Linked DNA regions of Homo sapiens: region 2 is linked to region 1. Evidence: read pairs that join two places in POLR2A ChIA-PET (ENCODE). Cell type or tissue: Panc1. All regions are shown on one strand. Each heading gives the region's core, and the rest is flanking DNA. Links, peaks and the distances in the headings are about the cores only. Region 1 has its middle 52 kb from the start of MIR1273C. Region 2 has its middle 4.8 kb from the start of SCAF8.

Region 1 (2,922 bases), core at 322-2,821:
AGAAAAGGCATATAATTTTGGGGTCAAGCATACTTAGCTTGAAATCCAGTCTCTGCCACTTTCTAGGTGTGTCATCTTGGCTAAGTTATTTAACCCCTTTGAACCTCAGTTTTTTCATTTGCAGTGTGAGATTAATGAATACCTCTAGGTTGGTGCAAAAGTAATCGCGGTTTTGCCATTACTTCCTTTTTTTTTTTTTCCCCCAAGATGGAGTCTTGCTCTGTCACCCAGGTTAGAGTGCAGTGGTGCCATTTCGGCTCACTGCAACCTCTGCCTCCTGGGTTCAACCGATTCTTCTGCCTCAGCCTTCCGAGTAGCTGGGATTACAGGCATGCACCACCATGCTCAGCTAATTTTTGTATTTTTAGCAGAGGCAGGGTTTCACCATGTTGGCCAGGCTGGTCTCGAACTCTTGACCTCGTGATCTGCCCACTTCGGCCTCCCAAAGTGCTGAGATGCAGGCGTGAGCCACCACGCCCAGCTGCCATTACTTTCAATGGCAAAAACCGCAATTACGTTTGCACCAGCCTAATACTTTTCAGGGCTGTTTGGCAGTATTAAATAAGCGATGTAAGTTACCTGACACCAGTGGACTGCTAGCCAGTGACATCTGTTTGAGCAGCACCTTCATTTCCATTTGCCTTCATTGTCGTCCATTTTATGAAAGAATCACTGTACTATGCATTTAGAAACCAAGGACAGTTATAGCAAATACATTGTTTATGGCAGTTTGTGCTGCAGAAAACTGGTTCTAAAATTTTTCATTTTCCTCCAGGTATTACTTCTACCTCCAGACACTACCACTTCTCAGATTTATTTCAAAGAGGTCTTATCCTTTGCACCATATTCCCATTGAAAAGTAGGGATTTGGACCTCCTACTGTTTATTTACTATGAAATTAGAGCTAGTATTATGGGAGCTCAGTGCACACTGGTAATTGCTTATAAAGGGTGATCCTTGACTCTGTGAGGATGCACTTCTTCATAAGAACTATAGCTATTTATGGAGTTTGAAATAAGCCCACCTGTTTGTCATGTCCCCTCAGCATGGATCTCTGATCCAGATACTTCACAGATCTCTGGAGTAGCTTGAGTGTGTATGAGAGACTAGGCTTTATTTATTTGTTTTTTTGTAGAGATGGGTTCCCTGTGTGTTGCCAGGTTGGTCTTGAACTCCTGGCCTCAAGCAGTCCTTCTGCCTCGGCTTCCCAAAGTGCTGGGATTACAGGCATGAGCCACTTGAGTAGGCTTTAGATGCAGCAGCTCATGTTGGGTTTCACACCTCAAAATGGAGTTGCGTAGCACATAACAGCGGGTGTCTGCTTAGCGGCTCAGCATACGCCAAAACACCATGCACAATGGAGAAAGCAGGAACTGGGGACTGAAAGCTAATAGAATTCTAGCTCTGCTCTTTGCCATGAGACACTGGGCAAAGCACATACCTGACCCTCAGTTTCTTTCCTTGTGGAGATAGTTATATCTATTTTGCAAGTCCTGATTATGCAGAGACACTAATCACATATCATGCAAGCTCTAGTCGTCATGTTCTGTTAAATCCATTTTGCAAGAATTCGTTATAAAGCACTTAATATATGAGTGCCAATAGTAGTAATAACACTATGCAGAAGAGATGAAGAACATAGGAAATAATAAATTCATCAGTATTCAGTGTTGGGAGCAAGAGACAGTGTTTTTTGTTGTTGTTGTTGTTTTTTCAAAAGTGAGCACCAGCCTTGGGCAGGTCGCCTGAGCTCGCTCATCTCAGCTGCCTCCCCAGGCGGAAGCTGACTCCCTTGTTGTAAGGACCAGAGCACAAACATGAGAAGCCTTTGCAAACTAAAGCACTCTCCAAGAGACATTGTCAAGCCCGTCATCTCCATGCCTCTGTACTGTTCCTTGCATTTCTCCTTTTCAATACCCACATTCTTCAGCGAGGAATCATTTCACGCGTACTTGTAGTGATGCCATCAGGCACTTACAGTATATACTAAATCATCCCAGAGGCCAGGCATGGTGGCTCACACCTGTAATCCCAGCACTTTGGGAGGCCGAGACGGGCAGATCACTTGAGATCAGGAGTTCAAGACTAGCCTGGCCAACATTTCTCTACTAAAAATACAAAAATTAGCCAGGCATGGTGGTGTGTGCCTGTAATCCCAGCTACTCGGGATGCTGAGGCACGAGAATCACTTGAACCCAGAGGGCAGAAGTTGCAGTGAGCCGTGATCGCACCACTGCACTCTGGCCTGGGCATCAGAGTGAGACCCTGTCTCAAAAACAACAACAACAAAAAATCATCCCAGAAAGCCATGGTCATAAAAATACTTGGCCAGAATCCCATAATAAATTTTACTTACATTTTAAGTTCATTTGTCGAGACAGAAACATTTATTTCTCTTATTTGGCAACAAAGAAACACACATTTAGTCTGTGTTAGTATATGTGCCTGTGTTTACAGATCATTTTACAGGTCCCCACTCCATAATTTGAGTGAATTTGTATCATTTTCTTTTTGTTCACCATTGTGATCTCTGTGCCTTTACTACTTAAATATTGATTTGCTGTGGACAACTGCCCAATCCGGTTACAACCTGGCAAATCTTATCCAGATTTAAGAAAATGACTCTGTAACTTTAGTCTTGTTGCTATTGAGAGTCAAATGACTGAGCTTATCTTCATTGCCTTTTTCTTTCTTGGGTAGCTTTTAAGTCAAGTTTTTTGTTTAAGTAGCTTTTAAGTTTGAAGAATAAACTCATTAGCAAACACTTAGAATAATCCAAAGTAATAGATGATATTTTGGCACCAGTTTTGTTTTGTATGGATTATTCACACGTTTCCCTCGATGCCTAAAGCACAGTAGAAAGATGAAAAATATTTCAGCCACCTTTCTTGTCACACATGACAGGATGCCTTAAAAATAAAT
Region 2 (2,922 bases), core at 326-2,825, 180 kb before region 1:
CAAAAGTTCAAGACCAGCCTGGCCAACATGGCAAAATCCCATCTCTACCAAAAACAGAAAAATGCACAAAGTAGCTGGGCATGGTGGAACATGCCTGTGGTCCCTGCTACATGGGAGGCTGAGGTGAGAGGATCGCTTGAACCTGGGAGGCGGAGGTTGTAGTGAGCTGAGATCACACCACCACACTCCAGCCCGGGTGAGAGCGAGACCCTGTCTCAAAAAAAAAAAAAAAAAAGATTCATCATAAAGAGAAAGTCATGAATCTGCTAGTGTACTCATTGGGGAACAAATGTTAAACCTAAATCAGTATTTAAGTTTAATATTAAATCACTATTTAAATTTAACACTAAATCAGTACTTAAACTATAAAGCGTATAAATTTAAATTTTCTTGATCTCTGACTACTACTACTAGTGATGTGTGCTGTTTTACCTCTAGCCATTTGAAGAACTACCTCTTTTTTTTTTTTTTTTTGAGTCAGAGTCTTGCTCTGTCACCCAGACTGGAGTGCAGTGGTGCAATCTCGGCTCACCGCTAACCTCCACCTACCAGGCTCAAGCGATTCTCCTGTCTCAGCCTCCTGAGTAGCTGGGATTACAGGTGCGCACCACTACCACCCGGCCAATTTTTGTATTTTTAGTAGAGATGGGGTTTCACCATGTTGGCCAGGCTGGTCTCAAACTCCTGGCCTCAGATGATCCACCCGCCTTGGCCTCCCAAAGTGCTGGGATTACAAGCATGAGCCACTGCACCCAGGAAGAACTCCCTCTTCATCAGGCAACAAAATACTTATCAAACCCAAAATTCCTACTTATTTTAAATGAAGTTGGTAAAAGTAAAATGTTTACTTTTAATATCTTATGCTTCTCTCAGGATGCCTGGTTTGGGTATCAAGTTTGGCGACTTTGTGAATTATATGGTGCCCATTAAAAAAAATGAGATAGGAAATTACTGAATTATTAGAAAGGGACAAAATATTTTTAAAAATCTCATAATCCTAGTATACTAATACAATTTTTATTTTTCATATCATTTTCAGGCCTTACATACATACTTTTAGAGCTAAAATACATTAACAGTTTGTTTTCTACGCCTTTGTACTTAATAGTCTCTCATATACATTTCTTTTATATTCCTAGTCCTATTCTAACCATTTCTTTAAATTTGAAAAATTGTGATTAAATACATATAAAACTTATTTTTAACCAATTTTAAGTGTACAGCCCTATGGCATTAAGTACGTTCACACTGTCATGCAACCGTTACCACCAGCCACCTCCAGAAATTTTCATTTTCCCAACCTGAAGTTCTGTACCTATTAAATGACAACTCCTGGTTTCTCTCTCCCCCAACCCCTGGAAACTACCATTCTGCTTTCTGTCTCTCTGAGTTTGACTATTCTAGGTAGCTTATATAAGCGGAATCATACAGTACTTGTTCTTTTGTAACTGGCTTTTTTTCTCTTAGCACAATGTCTTCAAGGTAAAACTGTGTTATAGCATGTATCAGAATTTCCTTCTTTTTTTTTTGAGACGGAGTTTTGCTCTTGTCACCCAGGCTGGAGTGCAATGGCATGATCTTGACTCACTGCAACCTCCGCCTCCCAGGTTCAAGCAATTCTCTTGCCTCAGCCTCCCGAGTAGCTGGGATTACAGGAGCGCACCACCACGCCTAGCTAATTTTTGTATTTTTAGTAGCGATGGGGTTTCACCATGTTGGCCAGGCTGGTCTCGAACTCCTGACCTCGGGTGATCTGCCTGTCTTGGCCTCCCACAGTGTTGAGATTACAGGCGTGAGCCACCGTGCTGGGCCTTGAATTTCCTTCATTTTTTAAGGCTGAATATTCCATTGTACCACATTTTGTTTATCCATTCATCCATCAATGGACATTTGGGTTGCTGCCACCTTTTAACGATTGTGAGTAACACTGTTCTGAACATGCATGTTCAAGTCTCTGCTTTCAGTTCTTTTGGCTACATACACATACGTGAACTTGCTAGATCATATGGCAATTCTATGCTTAGTTTTTTGAGGAACTGCCAAATAGTTTCCCACAATCTTTTAAAAATCATTTTATTGGTAGTATAATAATTCATTTGTCTCTATACCCTAATTTACTAAGCATTCTGGAATGTTTGCTTCCTAAGTTTTCTTTTTTCCAATTGGGTGGGAATTAGTTTTAATTTAGACAATGCTCCAGGTTTTTGCCCCGTTTTAAAAGTACCTCATAAACATATATTATTCCTTCTAATAGCTGATAATTCACGTTGTTTTTTTTTTTTTTTTTTTTTTTTTTTTTTTTGCTTAGTGCTACCTCACAATTATCCCTTATCTAAGAAGTGCCCTGTCCATGGGAGCGAGTACCCTCTAGCTAGACCTATGCTTTCCAATATGGTAGCCACTAGCCACATACTTAAACATGAGTCAATTAAAGTAAAATAAAATTGGAAATTATCTTCCTCAGCTGCCCTAGCCGTATTTCAAGTGCACAGTAGCCACACAGGGCTAGTGCTACTGAATTGGGCCGCACAGATTCAGAACATTTCCATGACCCCAGAAAGTTCTATGGTGACTACTGCTCTAGACTATTTTTGACTCTGACCTCTTGGCCATGGCTGAATTCATTTCTATAAGTTACTCCCAGAAACTATTTAGTCCTCAGGGACAATCTGATGATAACATTTACAGGAGAACACCAGAAACTTTAGATTATGAAATATCTCTTCCAATGACTGAAGTACTCCTGACCACTATTTCCTATCAGTCTTTTGAGAACCAAATTAGTGGTCAGTTTCTTGGTGATGGTCACCTAATCCAAGCTGGGTCAATGAAATTCCTTATTTCTTTCCTTGGGAATTTGGATTTGGGAAGGAAGAGGTCGTCATTCAGGTCCTCAAGTTGTCTAGAACTATAAAACCAAAA

The links. ChIA-PET counts read pairs that join two places held together with the same protein. Peaks named below come from ENCODE experiments on the same cell type or tissue, not always from the same donor. Only the 100,000 strongest peaks of a DNase experiment are listed, where the experiment ranks them.
Region 2: POLR2A ChIA-PET joins it to region 1 with 5 read pairs; 2 of 35 experiments call an interaction of 5 or more read pairs at or near these places.

Annotation. Positions count from the first base shown.
Region 1 is chr6:154,903,612-154,906,533 of GRCh38, forward strand. No RefSeq gene overlaps it. Among named protein-coding and RNA genes, the nearest start is that of MIR1273C, 52 kb to the left of the region's middle. In Panc1, for the core only: no CTCF peak of the experiment used is centred there; no DNase peak of the experiment used is centred there.
Region 2 is chr6:154,727,203-154,730,124 of GRCh38, forward strand. No RefSeq gene overlaps it. Among named protein-coding and RNA genes, the nearest start is that of SCAF8, 4.8 kb to the right of the region's middle. In Panc1, for the core only: no CTCF peak of the experiment used is centred there; no DNase peak of the experiment used is centred there; H3K27ac peaks cover 277 bases.